Regions from separate parts of the Homo sapiens genome. Here region 1 is linked to region 2. Evidence: read pairs that join two places in POLR2A ChIA-PET (ENCODE). Cell type or tissue: GM12878. All regions are shown on one strand.

Region 1 (2,500 bases), 160 kb before region 2:
CCGAGATCATGCCATTGCACTCCAGCCTGGGCAACAAGAGCCAAACTCCGTCTCAAAAAAAAAAAAAATAGCTTATCACAAGAGATGAGGTTTAATATGACAATCTCAAAAGGATCACAAGGAAATCCATGATTAGATTCCTCATGGAATTGTGAAGAAATGTCCCAGAGTTGTAGTGACCAAACTTCAAGTTCCATGCAGGCAAGTCAGATCCCTTGTCTGTTTTGTTGTTTTCTGTACCCCGTACTTGGTACAAAGATGCTTAATAAGTAGTTACTTGCGTGAACAAATGGCACCTTTGAGCACCTTGTTTTAGGGTGTCAGAGTCTTTAACCAAGACCCTAGCATGAGGTAATAATCGACAAACGTTTCTTTTAGTTTAATGTTCATTAACTTGATCTTTATTTTGTAAAGTTATTATGTCTGATATTTTCCTTCAGTCCAGTGAAATTAACACTCCAGTTGTAGTAGGATTGAATGATAGGCAAGCAAAAAAAACCAAAATTAGCCAGCCCTTGTTACTTCTTTAGAAAACACTCAATTTTGATCTCACTTATTGGAGATTATATTGTAACTTGTTACAGTATAAATACCTAACTGAATTTCTTGTCATTTCTTTCCTCTTTTCAGAAGCTGGATTATATCACATACCTGTCCATCTTTGACCAATTATTTGACATTCCTAAAGAAAGGAAGAATGCAGAGTATAAGAGGTAGGCATTAATAGTTTCTAGGCCTCTCCTGGATTTGATTAGAAGATAATGTGAAGTTTTTGAGGGTGAAGTTCTGAATTTGTTGCCTGGAAGGCATACATGAAGGCATACTTCCAGGTTTATTGGAGGATGGGGTTATGAATGATGTGGTTTTAAAACCTTTGCGATAGTCTGGACGTGGACAAAGGTGTGTCTGTGGGCACATCTTCCATCTTATGCCCATAGTGTTCTTAATTTTGTCTCATTATAGAAGGAACTCTCCCACTCTGGGATTTCTGTGTTTTTGGAGTTTAATGGGAAAAAAAATTAGACTTTCTCAGATAGTGACTGAAGTGAGATGCTTAGGTGTGATGTATAAGTGAAAAATTTATGTTTTTGTTAATTACTCTCCTGATTAGTGATTTTATACCCTTCCCCTCTTTTTCTCATTTTCTTTTTACTGAAATCTTTTATGTGCAAAGTAATTAAGACCTTAGTATTTAGCATCATTTTATGAGAATAAAAGGAGGCGGGAAAGGTCAGAATCAAAATGACATGTTGGGAAAAAAGTCCATTGTAAGTTCATTTAAAAATGAGTATTGGCCGGGCGCGGTGGCTCACACCTGTAATCCCAGCACTTTGGGAGGCCGAGGCAGACGGATCACCTGAGGTCAGGAGTTCGCGACCAGCCTGACCAACGTGGAGAAACACCGTCTCTGCTAAAAATACAAAATTAGCCGGGCATGGTGGCGCATGCCTGTAATCCCAGCTATTCGGGAGGCTGAGACAGGAGAATCGCTTTAACCCGGGAGGCGGAGGTTGTGGTGAGCCAAGATCCCGCCATTGCACTCCAGCCTGGGTAAGAGGAGCGAAACTCTGCCTCAAAAAAAAAAAAAAAAAAAAAAAAAGAGTATTAAAAAGATAGCATTACTAGAATTATAAGTACTTTATATTCTGCAGGGAATAACAAGATACCAAAAATAGAAACCCTTTTTGCTTTGTCTGCATTGTGTGTTCCTCTGTAGATACCTAGAGATGCTGCTTGAGTACCTTCAGGATTACACAGATAGAGTGAAGCCTCTCCAAGATCAGAATGAACTTTTTGGGAAGATTCAGGCTGAGTTTGAGAAGAAATGGGAGAATGGGACCTTTCCTGGATGGCCGGTGAGCTTCAGTGGGATGTGAATGGTGGACATGCCAGGGAATTGAAGTAATTATTTTCCTTTATCTTGAGCTTCCACTTTAGGGCATTAGGTATCAATTCCTTGGTATCACTTGTGACAATGAGGTATTCCCTGCCAAGTATGCTATGTTTTTTTTTTTTGGAGACGGAGTTTCGCTTTTGTTGCCCAGGCTGGAGTACAATGGCGGGATCTCGGCTCACCTCAACCTCCGCTTCCCGGGTTCAAGCAGTTCTCCTGCCTCAGCCTCCCGAGTAACTGGGATTACAGGCACGCGCCTCCACACCCGGCTAATTTTGTGTTTTTAGTGGGGACAGGGTTTCTCCATATTTGTCAGGCTGGTCTCAAATTCCCGACCTCAGGTGATCCGCCCACCTCGGCCTCCCAAAGTGCTGGGATTACAGGTGTGAGCCACCGCACCTGGCCGTATGTGAGTTTTTTTGAGTGTACTTTGGAGCAAGACTGCCAGGGTCCACTTGCCTTTGACTGTGCCCAGATTTTCACCAATCACATCATTACTGCTATGTGGTTCCTGCCAACCAAGAGCTTATCAGATCATATGTTAGGAATCTACATTCTCACTTCTAGGGATAAACATGAGTTTTTCCTGAACTCTCCAGGGAGAGA
Region 2 (2,500 bases):
CCACCTCTTGAGCTCAAGCCATCTTCCCACCTTAGCTTCCTAACTGGGACTACAGGCACCCACCACCATGACTGGCTAATTTTTTGTATTTTTTGTAGAGACGGGGTTTCGCCATGTTGCCCAGACTGGTCTTGAACTCCTAGACCCAAGCAATCTGCCTGCCTCCGTCTCCCAAAGTGCTGGGACTATAGGCGTGAGCCATCATGCCCAGCCCTCCCCTATTATTATTATTGTTTTTTCTCCCTATCATCTTGTTTTTTTCCCCTATTACTAACATCTTGCAACAGTGTGGTACATTGGTTACAACTGATGAACCAGTATTGATACATTATTGTTATCTAAAGTCCATAGTTTAGGGTCCATTCTTTGTGCTGTACAGTTCTATTGGTTTTGACAAATGCATAATGTCATGTATCTACCATTAAGCAATATCCAGAATAGTTTCACATTTTTTAAAATTCCTTGTCCTTCACTTATTCATCCCTTCTACCACTTCCCTCTCCCCTAGCAATCATTGATATTTTTACTATCTCTGTATAGCTGCAGCTCTATATGTCACACAAAACACATTTTAACATATTACAACAATCCTAGGAGGTAGGTCTAATTTTCCCAATGGAGAGCAGAGGTCCAGAGAGGTTAAGTGACTGGCTGAAGTTCACAGAGCTCACAAGTGGCAAAGCTGGGATTTAAGCATAAGCAGATTGATCCCAGAGTTGGTGGCTCTTGGCCACTGCGTTGAGGGGTTCAGACACTAATGGTTTGTTGGGTGGCCATACAGGTCAGGTCAGCCTTGAGATATGGGTAGGAATTAGATGGAGAAAAGGATGTACTAAGTTGGAGAACCTAGAGGTGGATGTATGCTACTATTAGACACACTAGAAAGGCCATTTGGGGCTCAACAGGGAGAACACTCAAATTCCAGAACTAGGGTGCCAACCCCGTCTAGATCTAGAGAGCCTATGTCCATTTCTAGATAGCTAGAGTCATTGGAAAGGGCTTTCCAGTATTGTGACCCAGCCCGCCTCCATGTGGTTTTTATTGTTTTCTCTGGCCCTGTCCTGGGGTGCTGAGTGAAACAAGTCATCCATTTTCTTTTCAGATATTTAGGGTCTCACTTCTCCTTTTTTTTTTTTTTTTTTTTTTTTTTTTTTTTTTGAGTCAGAGTCTTGCTCTGTTGCCTAGGCTGGAGTGCAGTGGTGCAGTTTTGGCTCACTGCAACCTCCGCCTCCTGGCTTCAAGCGATTCTCCTGCCTCAGCCTCCCAAGTAGCTGGGACTACAGGCATGCACCAGCACACCTGGCTAATTTTTGTATTTTTAGTAGAGACAGGGTTTCACCATGTTGGCCAGGCTGGTCTCCAACTCCTGACCTCAGGTGATTCGCCCACCTCGGCCTCCCAAAGTGCTGGGATTACAAGCATGAGCCACCACGCCCAGCCTCCATTATTATTTTATAGTGTCATCTGCTATAACGTAGCCAGAAGCTTTCACTTTCCTCCCACACTCATCTTAGAGGCAATTTTAAATTTCCTTTTTAGCGAGATAAAAGACAAAGCTGCCTCAAGATAAGACTTCAAGAAAGTGGAAACCTTTTAGCCCATGTAATAGGAAGTATACTAGAGCGAAAAGGGTGATTTTCTGGGCATAGGTTTATAGTCCTACTTAGTAATAATATAAATAATGTTCTGGAACTCCTGACCTCAGGTGATCCGCCCGCTTTGGCCTCCCAAAGTGCTGGGATTACAGGCGTGAGCCACCGCGCCCGGTCTTAAATAATGAATGTTTACTGAATGTTCACCATGTGCCAAGTGTCCTACGTGCATCATCTCATTTCATCCTCACAGAGGCCTTTGAAGAGGTTTTTGGTTATTGTCTTAGTCCATTTTCTGTTGCTTATAACAGAATACCCCAAACTGGGTAATTGATAAAGAAAATACATTTATTTCTTACATTTATGGAGGCTGAGAAGTCCGAAGTTGAGAGGCCACATCTGGAGGGCCGCCCTCCTGGTGTGGACCCTCTGCAGAGTCCTGAGGCAGCACAGGGCATCACATGGCGAGGGGTTGAACATCCTAGCTCGGGCCTCTCTTCCTCTTCATTTTTTTTTTTTTGTTTTGACACGGAGTCTCACTCTGTTGTCCAGGCTGGAGTGCAGTGGTGCGATCTCGGCTCACTGCAACCTCCGCCTCCCAGGTTCACACCATTCTCTTGCCTCAGCCTCCCGAGTAGCTGGGATTACAGGCACCCGCCACCACACCCGTCTAATTTTTGTATTTTTAGTAGAGATGGGGTTTCACCGTATTAGCCAGGATGGTCTCGATCTCCTGACCTCGTGATCTGCCCGCCTCGGCCTCCCATAGTGCTGGGATTACAGGCGTGAGCCACCACACCTGGCCTTTTTTTTTGAGATGGAGTCTCGCTCTGTCACCTAGGCTGGAGTGCAGTGGCGCGATCTCGGCTCACTGCAAGCTCCACCACCCGGGTTCACACCATTCTCCT

The links. ChIA-PET counts read pairs that join two places held together with the same protein. Peaks named below come from ENCODE experiments on the same cell type or tissue, not always from the same donor. Only the 100,000 strongest peaks of a DNase experiment are listed, where the experiment ranks them.
Region 1: POLR2A ChIA-PET joins it to region 2 with 5 read pairs; 8 of 35 experiments call an interaction of 5 or more read pairs at or near these places.

The regions. Positions count from the first base shown.
Region 1 is chr1:37,979,942-37,982,441 of GRCh38, reverse strand. SF3A3 (splicing factor 3a subunit 3) reads left to right here. Exons shown (of 17, transcript NM_006802.4): 7 at 631-713; 8 at 1,718-1,856. Among named protein-coding and RNA genes, the nearest start is that of SF3A3, 8.8 kb to the left of the region's middle. In GM12878, no CTCF peak of the experiment used is centred here; no DNase peak of the experiment used is centred here.
Region 2 is chr1:37,818,610-37,821,109 of GRCh38, reverse strand. All of the region lies in intron 9 of MTF1 (metal regulatory transcription factor 1), which reads left to right. Among named protein-coding and RNA genes, the nearest start is that of YRDC, 12 kb to the right of the region's middle. In GM12878, a CTCF peak has its summit at 1,060; a DNase peak (open chromatin) is centred at 1,036; H3K27ac peaks cover 579 bases.